2 separate regions of the Homo sapiens genome follow, and region 2 is linked to region 1. Evidence: read pairs that join two places in POLR2A ChIA-PET (ENCODE). Cell type or tissue: K562. All regions are shown on one strand. Links, peaks and the distances in the headings refer to the core of each region. The heading gives the core; the rest is flanking DNA.

What was found. ChIA-PET counts read pairs that join two places held together with the same protein. Peaks named below come from ENCODE experiments on the same cell type or tissue, not always from the same donor. Only the 100,000 strongest peaks of a DNase experiment are listed, where the experiment ranks them.
Region 2: POLR2A ChIA-PET joins it to region 1 with 5 read pairs; 4 of 35 experiments call an interaction of 5 or more read pairs at or near these places.

What each region holds. Positions count from the first base shown.
Region 1 is chr7:98,060,682-98,066,063 of GRCh38, reverse strand. No RefSeq gene overlaps it. Among named protein-coding and RNA genes, the nearest start is that of LMTK2, 43 kb to the left of the region's middle. In K562, for the core only: no CTCF peak of the experiment used is centred there; no DNase peak of the experiment used is centred there; H3K27me3 peaks cover 1,480 bases.
Region 2 is chr7:98,172,470-98,177,851 of GRCh38, reverse strand. All of the region lies in intron 7 of LMTK2 (lemur tyrosine kinase 2), which reads right to left. Among named protein-coding and RNA genes, the nearest start is that of BHLHA15, 36 kb to the left of the region's middle. In K562, for the core only: no CTCF peak of the experiment used is centred there; a DNase peak (open chromatin) is centred at 2,431.

The DNA.
Region 1 (5,382 bases), core at 196-5,195:
GGTTCTGTCCTCGCTCTACACCAACATCTTCCAGGTTACACATCCTTCCAAAGGGCAACAAGGCTCTAATGTGCTACCAAATGTACTTGGACCATCACTGGCACGCTTTTCTTAAAATGTTTTTAGACCGGGCAAGGTGGCTCATGCCTGTAATCCCAGTGCTTTGGAAGGCTGAGGTGGGAGGATTGCTTGAGCTCTGGAGTTCAAGATCAGCCTGGGCAACATAACAAGATCCTGTCTCTATAAGCATTTTTAAAAATTAGCCAGCTGTGGTGGTGCTTACCTGTAGTCCCAGCTACTCAGGAGGCTGAGGCAGGAGGATCACATGAGCCTAGGAGTTCCGGGGTGCAATGAGCCATAGCTTACCACACCACTGCACTCCAGCCTGGGTGACAGAGTGAGACCCTACCTCTAAAAATTAAAAAATTTAATTTAATTAAAATTTAATTCAAATTTAATTTAATTCAAATTTAATTCAAATTTAATTTAAATTTAATTAAATTAAAATTTAATTTAAATTTAATTAAATTAAAATTTAATTAAAAATTAAAAAAATAAAAAAATTAATAAAATATTTTTAATTTCAGGGATGCCGATATTAAATATAAATGTTATAAATAGCACTCAAAAATGCTTCATTGAGGCCAAGCACGGTGACTCATGCCTGTAATCCCAGCACTTTGGGAGGCCAAGGCGGGCGGATCACTTGAGGCCAGGAGTTTGAGACCAGCCTGGCTAACGTGATGAAACCCCCTCTCTACTAAAAATACAAAAAAGTTAGCCAGGCATGGTAGCAGGCACCTGTAATCCCAGCTACTCAGGAGGCTGAGGCAGGAGAATCACTTGAACCCGGGAGGCAGAGGTTGCAGTGAACCAAGATCTCGCCATTGCCCTCCAGCCTGGGCAACAGAGCAAGACTCTGTCTCAAAACAAAACAAAACAAAAAACAAGAGCTGGATTTTTCTCCAACATCTCATCGCAGAGCCTTTGCATTTGCTGTTGCCTCTGCCCGAACACCCTTCCCCGCATGCTGACATCTGCGTGCCTGGCTTCTTCATTTTATTTGGGTATTTACTCAAATGTCACCTGCTCGGTGAAGCCTTCTCTGACCACCCTCTACTTGTAGCCTTTTTCCCACACTCTATATTTACCTCTCCCCACCATTTCATTTTTTATTGCACTTCTTTTTTTTTTTTTTTTTTTTTTTTTGAGACAGTCTCCCTCTGTCACCCAGGCTGGAGTTCAGTGGCACAATCACGGCTCACTGCAACCTCCGCCTCCCAAGTTCAAGCAATTCTCCTGCCTCAGCCTCCCGAGTAGCTGGGATTACAGGCATGTACCACCACGCCCGGCTAATTTTTGTATTTTTAGTAGAGACAAGGTTTCACCATGTTAGCCAGACTGGTCTCGAACTCCTGACCTCAAATGATCCACCCTCCTTGGCCTCTCAAAGTGCTGGGATTACAGGGATGAGCCACCATGCCCAGCCTCTCTGTTGCACTTCTTAACCCCTGACTTTGATCATTCTTGGTTTTGGTCTGTCTCCCTTCATTAGAACATAAGTTCTGGAGGCATAGGGGATTTTTCCTATGTTGATTATCTTGAAACTCAAGAGCCTGGAACAGTGCCTGGCACATAGTAGGCACACAATAAATAATTTTCAACTGCCACTGGCCTTTTTTCTGAGATGGGGGGTCTTGTTCTATTGCCCAGGCTGGTATGCAGTGGCACAATCATGGCTCACTGCAGCCTCCAACTTCTGGGCTCAAGTGATCCTCCCACCTCAGCCTCCTGAGCAGCTGGGACAACAGACGTGAGCCACCACACCTGGCTATATATTTTTTTCAACTCAATTTTAAATGGCTACAGTGATTGGTTTAGAAACAGACATGTAATCTACCAGTCATGACGGCTCATGCCTGTAATCTCAGGACTTTGGGAGGCCAAGGCAGGAGGATTGCTTGAGCCCAGGAGTTTGAAACCAGCCTGGACAACATAGTGAGACCCTGTCTCTACAACAAAATTTTTTTAAAAAATTAGCTGAGTGTGGTGGTGCATGCCTGTAGACCCAGCTGCTCAGGAGGCTGAGGCAGGAGGATCGCTTGAGCCTAGGAGTTCGAGGCTGCACTGAGCTATGATTGCACCATTGCATTCCAGCCTGGGTGACAGAGCAAGACCCATCTCTAAAAAAAAAAACAAAACAAAAAACGAAAACAATGTATTTTGTTGTTGTTGTTGTTGTTGTTGTTGTTGTTTTTAAGATGAAATCTCGCTCTGTCACCCAGGCTGGAGTGCAGTGGTGTAATCTCGGCTCACTAAAACCTCTGCCTCGTGGGTTCAAGCGATTCTCCTGCCTCAGCCTCCTGAGTAGCTGGGACTACAGGTGCACACCACCATGCCCAGCTGATATTTGTATTTTTAGTAGAGATGGGGTTTCATCCTGTTGGCTAGGATGGTCTTGATCTCTTGACCTCGTGATCCACCCCCCTCGGCCTCCCAAAGTGCTGGGATTACAGGCGTGAGCCACTGCGCCCAGCCCAAAAACGATGTTTTTAAAGAAAAGAAACAGATATGTAATCCACTTTGAGCTAGAGAGACAAAATGAGGCTTTGACATGGGAGAAAGGGGTCCTTTCTCTTGCCCTTCACTTGCCCTGGAAGCTTGCAGGCTAGAACTGTCACCACTGTCACATATCATAAAGGGAAAGCCTGCTTGAGAGTAGCCAGCAGAGGAAAGCCAGAGAGATAAAGCGAGGTCAGGGGTTGGTGACATCATTTGGCCTCTGTATGCAGCCATACCTGAAATAAACATCCAGTGGTGTGCTGGTAAATGTTTAACAATCAGCTCTGGGGTGAGGGGTAAGAGAGCCCTGATTCATAGCATCTGCCAATTTCCATAGTGTAAATATTCTCACCAGGCTGATTGAACTCAGGCTTGGGAGAGATTGCACACAGTCAGTAAGCTGCTCCATCATATCACTGCCCTGACTTCGAGTTCAGTGAATAACCCAAGATATGCCCTTCTTGCTTAAGTCAGCTTGTGTTCGGCTTTCGGTCACCCAAAGATCCCTGATACAGGTGCTGATAAAATAACAAGCCAAGGCTGGGCTTAGTGGCTCACGTCTGTAATCCCAGCACTTTGGGAGGCTGAGGCAGGCAGGTCACTTGAATTGAGGAGTACAAGACTAATTTGGCCAACATGGTGAAACCCTGTCTCTACTAAATACAGAAAAATTAGCCGGGGGTGGTGGCAGACGCCTGTAATCCCAGCTATTCAGGAGGCTGAGGAAGGAGAATCGCTTGAACCCTGGAGGCAGAGGTTGTAGTGAGCTGAGATCACACCACTGCACTCCAGCCTGGGTGACAGAGTGAGACTCTGTCTCCAAAAAATATATAAATAAATAAATAACAAATAAATAACAGCACAAACAAATGTGAAATTGCCCTTGTGACAGGCACAAAGAAGAAAGGCCCGTGAGATAGCTTGCTTGGCAGTGCTTACAAAGCCTTATGGAGGGAGGCATAGGAGGGAGGACCAGCCTGGGCAACAAAGTGAGACCCCGTCTCCATAAAAAATTAAAAAAAAAAAATAGCCAGGCATGATGGTGTGCACCTGTAGTTCCAGCTACTTGGGAGGCTGAGGCAGGAGGATTGCTTGAGCTCAGAAGGCCAAGGCTGCAACGAGCTATGATTGAGCCACTGCACTCCAGAGCGAGACCCTGTCTCAAAAAAATTGACAATGAGATATCACTTCATACCTGTCCGAATGGCTATTTGAAAAAAGATGAAAGATTAAGTGTTGGTGAGGATGTGGAGAAAAGGGACATTCGCACACTGTTGGTGGGAATGTAAATCAGTACAGCCATCATGGGAACCACTGTGGAAAACAGTATGGAGATTCCTCAAAAAATTTAAAAATTTAGCATATGACCTAGCATATGATCTAGCAATTCCACTACTGGGCATATAGCCAAAAGAAGTAGAATCAGGCTGGGGCGTGGTGGCTCACGCCTGTAATCCTAGCACTTTGGGAGACCTGAGGTCAGCAGTTCAAGACCAGCCTGGCCAACATGGTCAAACGCTGTCTCTACTAAAAATATAAAAGTTAGCCAGGTGTGGTGGCACGTGCCTGTAATCCCAGCTACGCAGGAGGCTGAGGCAGGAGAACTGCTTGAACCCAGGAGACAGAAGTTGTGGTGAGCTGAGATCGTGCCACTGCACTGTAGCCTGGATGACAGAGTGAGACTCTGTCTCAAAAAAAAAAAAAGTAGAATCAGTACATCAAAGAGATATCTGCACACTCATGTTAATGACGTCATTATCTTTTAAATTTTTTTTTCCTTTTTTTTTTTTTGAGACGGAGACTCGCTCTGTCACACAGGCTGGAGTTCAGTGGCGCAATCTCAGCTCACTGCAACCTCTGCCTCCCGGGTTCAAGCAATTCTCCTGCCTCAGCCTCTCGAGTAGCTGGGACTACAGGCGCCCGCCACCATGCCTGGCTAATTTTTTGTATTTTTAGTAGAGAGGGGGTTTCACCATGTTAGCCAGGATGGTCTCGATCTCCTGACGTCATGATCCGCCCGCCTCGGCCTCCCAAAGTGCTGGGATTACAGGCATGAGCCACCACGCCAGGCCAAATTTTTCCTTTTTTAAGTCTTTTGCACTCCTGATTGACAGCATTATTCACAATCGCCAAGATGTGAAATCAACCTAAGTGTCCATCACTGGATGAATGGATAAAGGAAACGTGGAATACTATTCAGCCACAAAAGGAGGAAATCCTATCATTTGCAACAACATGGGTGAACCTGGAGGAAATTATGTTAACTGAAATAAGCCAGGCACAGAAAGACAAATACTGTGTGATCTCACTTACATGGGGCATCTGAAAAAGTCCATTTCAGAGAAGTACAGAGTAGAATGGCCTGTTATTCCATCGTCTGCTCTGTGATATGGCAGAGCCCAGGTTACCAGGGGGCTTGGGGTAGTGATAGGGGAGGAAGTTTGGGAGATGTTGGTCAAAGTTTACAAAATTTCAGTTAGATAAGAGAAATAAGCTCAAGAGATTGGTTGTACAACATGGTGACCAATATATTGGCTGGGCAAGGTAGCTCATGCCTGTAATCCCAGTGCTGTGAGAGGCTGAGGCCAGAGGATTGCTTGAGCCCGGGAGTTCAAGACCAGCCAGGGCAAAATAACGAGACCCCATCTCTACAAAAAGTTTAAAAATCAGCCAGGCGTGGTGGTGCGCACCTGTAGTCTCAGCTACTCGGGAGGCTGAGGAGAGAGGACCACTTGAGCCCAGGAGTCTGAGGCTGAAGTGAGCTGTGATTGTGCCATTGCACTCCAGCCTGGGTGAGAGAGAGATACCCTGCCTCAAAAA
Region 2 (5,382 bases), core at 205-5,204, 110 kb before region 1:
CTAGAGTTTTGACAGTGTTTGCCCTGCTTATTAGGTCAGTCTTTGCTAGCTGGGCAATGGTACATTTACTGAGTGCCTGCTGTGTGTATCTCAGGCACCTGCTAGGATTTGGGTACACAGAGTTCTTCCACAGGGTGTGAAATTCTTATTACACCCTAGGGAAAACGCCTCTGGCTGGAATAGGGTCCACCACTGATGGTGCATATGTATAGTCCCAGCTACCTGCGAGGCTGAGACAAGAGGATTGCTTGAGCCTGGGAAGTCAAGGCCAAGCAAGTGAGCCATGATCGTGCCACTGCACTCACTCAAGCCTGGGTGACAGAGCGAGACCCTGTCTCAAAAAAATAAAAAATAAATAAAAACCCTGTTCAGATTCGAATGGGAATTCTTTGAGTGAACTGGCATTTTTGTGTGGCCTCCCCACCATAAATCATGGTGCATCTTTCCATGTGTCCACATGTTATTTTACATTCTTCAATAAGATTTCATAGTTTTCTTCATACAGTCCTGTGTCTTTCTCACATAATATATACCCAGATAATTTATAATTTTGGCATTATTCAGAATAAAATGGTTTTTATCCACCTTCACTACTGGGTACATAATTACACCTGTACAGAGAAAAACTACTGACTTATGTATACTGTCTTATAAAAAGCCACAACAAATTCTTTTATGAATTCTAATTTTTTAAAAGCACAGTTTCTTGGTTTTTCTAAACATCCAACACCATGGCACCAGTAAAGAAGGGCAATGTTCTCTTCTTTTCCAATGATTGTGTGGTGTAGCTCGGTGGTTAACAGTGTGAAATCTGGAGGCAGACGGTGTAGCTTTGAATCCCAGCTCTGCTGGCTTCCAGTTGCACGACCCTGAACAAGTCAGTATACCTGTCTGTGCCTGCGTCTCCTGACCTGTAACACAGACGGGAAAACCAGCACTACCACTTAAGAGTTGGTGTAAAGTAGCTGGCATGTGGGAAGCATTCAGTAAATCATTATTATTATTGAGATGGAGTCTCGCTCTGTCATGCAGGCTGGAGTGCAGTGGTGCGATCTCAGCTCACTGCAACCTCTGCCTCCCGGGTTCAAGCGATTCTCCTGCCTCAGCCTCCCAAGTAGCTGGGATTACAGGCATGTGCCACCACGCCTGGCTAATTTTTTTGTATTTTTAGTAGAGATGGGATTTCACCATGTTGGCCAGGCTGGTCTCAAACTCCTGACCTCAAGTGATCTGCCCACCTCGGCCTCCCAAAGTGCTGAGATTACAGGTGTGAGCCACTGTGCCTGGCCTATTATTATTTTTTTCTTTTTTCCCCCTTATTTCTTGGGCCTATTATTTTTAAACTGATAATTTTATAGTTTGTGTTTGTATTAGCTAGTACCTCCAAAGAAATGTTGGAAGGTAACAGAAATAGTGGGCATCTCTGCCTGGTTTCTCATTTAATTGAAAGGACTTTATTATTTTGCCATTTAGCAATAGCATGATATTGCTATTAAGTTTTGGTAAAGTTTTGAGTCTTAGTCCATATGATATTTAAGTTGTATCTTTCCTTTCCTGTCGGAAGAAATGTTTCCCATCAGAGGAGAATATGTTTACATAGTCTATGTAAACACAGAATAGCTGCTGAATTATACTAAATGATGTTTCTGCAATCTATTGCTATAATGTATTTCTCCTCTTTTATTCTGTCAATGGAATGAATTATGTAGACATATTTTTATAATACACATCTACCCTTATAGTCCTAGAATAAGTCTTAATTGTTTTATTCACACACTGCTACATGCAGTTTGCTAGTATTTGTGTCTATGTTCATTCAGGAGAATCGTCAATAATTTCTTTATGTCATCTTTTGCTATTAAGCTTGTGTTGGATTCATGATATGAGTTATAGAAATTTCCGTCTTCTTTATGGTCCGGAATAGTTTAAATACACTGGAGCCACCTGTTCATTAAAGGTCAGACAGAGGACACCCATGAAACCCTCTGGACCTCGAGCCTTTTAAAATGAAAGCTCTTTAATCACCTTCCCAGTGTAGCTACTCGGCTGATTACAGTCTTTCCATCTCTTCTTGGGTTGTAGCTGCAGTCAAACTGGTTCCTTTCCCTTGAAGCCTTCCTCATTTCTGTGTGACATACATCATGGGAGATACAAAGGTCAGGAAGATACAATCCCTGCCTTCAGCAAGTCTTCCATGTAGAAAGGGAAATAAGGAAACTTCATGGACACCCACCATATATGAATTCCGGTTTGGTTTTCGTTTAGGTAGTGCCTTCTCTTTCTAAACCAGCCTAAGCTGAGGTGCAATAGTGATTAAACATGCACGCACGTGCACACACAAAGCTCTGGGCATGCCATCCTACTGCCTACAGAACACAGCCTGAAGGCCTTATCTTGGCACTCAGGCCCTCTGTAATTTGGTTTCAAGCTGTGTCTCTATTCTTATCTCCCACTATCTTCTCTCCTGCGTCTTCTTTTCTGGTAACACTGGACTATCTGACATTTCCCTAAACTCCCTTTCTTTCTCTTCCTCCTACCATATACATCATCTTGCTACTCCCTTCTCCAGAAATTCTGAATGTCCTCCAGCCTTCAACTGATGCCCATTCTTCAAGGATCACTAAAACGCCACCTCCTTCCAAAAACCGACCTGGACTCTTCCCAAAGTAACTCTTCCTCCTCCTGCAGAAATGACCACACACGGTATGTGCACGTGGGTACAAACTGCTCATCAAATGATCAAATGAGTGGCTGAGACAGACCAACCGCTCAGCACCCCAAGCCTCAGTATTCTCCTCTGTAACTGGGATGAATAATGGCACCTGCCTCGTGGCACGTGGGGTGGCCCTGACGATCAAATCACTACTCACAGAACGTTCTGCAAATGCATGGAACACGGCAAACACCCTGCCAAATGAGAACATGCGTTTCCACTCTCCTGCTGGGGCGGTAGTGAGCAACAGGTGTGCACTTTGCTTTGATTTTAAATGTATTTCTCTGTCTCTCACCTTGTCACTGGATTTTAAATGCATTTCTCTACCTCTCACCTTGTCATTGAACTCTGCAGGCTGTGGAAGTTCGCTACACACTAACCCCAGTGTTGCACAGCAGAAAGTAACTGTAATGCTACAACCTGGCAAATCCTATAGAGGTTCTTTTGTACACAATGGTCACCCAGGTACTCCGCAAGGCTACCCCCTCCAGGTCTCCAGCTCCATGAGTCACTGCGAGGAGGCAGGCCGCCCATGAGAACCCCCTGGCTCAGCTCATCACAGCGACCTGGTGGCATCTCACGGACAGGCTGCTCAGGAGACTGGCAGGCAGGGGACAGGAAGTCCTGGGCTCCAGGCCAGCAAGGCAAGTGGGATGGCACAGCAGCAAGCTGGCAGCGCCTGCTGTTTACATGGCTTTCCAAAAGTCACATGCACGACTTCAGAGACACAGGCTCCTCAGACTCCAGGTTAAGGCTCTTCTTAAACAATAGGTAGAAATACAACTTCACTGTGGGTGCCTTACTAGATTAGTTTCCAAATGGAGCTAAGAACTTTAATTGGACATGTAGGTTGTTCTATTTTCAACCAACAGAGGAAGTCCTACTTTAAGTCAACCAATAAATATTCTAAATTCCAACTTAAAAATATACTATATGATATGCTACTGACAAAAAAGATCTTAAAACACAAAACTTTGCCCCAAACAGAAATTTAATATAGATATGATTACTTTTTCTTTTTTTTTTTTTTTTTTACAACAAAATGAAACAGCTGTCAATGGTTTCAAGGGTTTTTTGTTTTTTGAGACAGAATCTCGCTCTGTCACCCAGACTAGAGTGCAGTGGCATGATCTCGGCTCACTGCAAGCTCCACCTCCCGGGTTCACGCCATTCTCCTGCCTCAGCCTCCCGAATAGCTGGGACTACAGGCACCCGTCACCACATCCGGCTAATTTTTTGTATTTTTAGTAGAGACGGGGTTTCACCGTGTTAGCCAGGACAGTCTCGATCTCCTGACCTTGTGATCCGCCTGCCTCGGCCTCCCAAAGTGCGGGGATTACAGGCATGAGCCACCGTGCCCGGCCTCAAGGATTTTCTTTAACTTGAGTTTTAGAACTTGAATAAAACCCAAACTATGTGATTTACTCATCATCTTTACTTGCTCTAAAGTCCACAAACTTTGAAATTAAGTAAAACTTTAACTTGAAACTCACAGGAAAATACTATTTACTCTGATATCTTTGCCAATTTAAAAAATACAGATTCTAGTTGTCTTTGATAATTTTACATTGCTGATTCCAATATTATGCTCTTTTAAAATTAAACCCCCTTCTCCAAAATTTAAGAATTCCTATACCAGTATTAGTAATTATCTGCATTTTGTAAGATATATTAACAATATAAATTATGCTAGATAACAGCCTGTTATAAAAGACATCAAAAGCTAAATGTAGGCTTTCTCCATTACGAAATCTTTATAAAGCTTCATATAAGGGATTCTGCTTTGGGTCTTAAGAAACTGGTAACTTTTTGAGTCTTTAAAAAAAAAAAAACACTTTACCAGAATGATTTGTTTACTATCGTAAATCAAACAAGATATAAATGTGTAAGAAGAAGGTTAATAATTTTCCTCTGTCCCCCCTTGAAGGAATGTTGACAGTCTGATAGGCACGGTACTTTTCCACGCCTGTTTAAGACACACACACCTCTAGAAATACGACCAGGTGTTTTCATACTTAAGAAATGGAATCACACTAAGCATATTACTGTGAAATCTGCTTTTTACAAAAAAGAATACTTCAAGCCAGGCACAGTGGCTCACACCTGTAATCCTGGCACTTCGGGAGGCTGAGGCGGACGGATCATCTGAGGTCAGAAGTTTGAGACCAGCCTGGCCAACATGGTGAAACCCCATCTGTACTGAAAATACAAAAATTAGCCAGGCCTGGTGGCAAGTGCCTGTAGCCCCAGCTACTCGGAAGGCTGAGGCAGGAGAATCACTTGAACCCTGGCGGTGGAGGTTGTAGTGAGCCGAGATCACATCACTGCACTCCAGCCTGGGCGACAGAGACTCCGTCTCAAAAAAATAATACATAAATAAATAAAAAATAGAATACTTCATACACATCTCTTCAAGTCAAGACACACAGGTGTTCCTTTTTAGGTCAATGGATTACTAAGAGTTAAATGATTTACTTAAAGTTGACTAAAGAAATACTGCCTGGTTTCCCTGGAGACCTAAGAAATAATTTTAAACGTATTGTGTTGTTTTTAAACATAAAGCACAGCTCAAAAGCCTAGAGGAGAATAAGCAGAAATCTCCTTTTGGGTTCACAGAACAGACTCCTCATTTGAGACGGGACTCCAAGTCCTTTGGTGTTTTAATTACG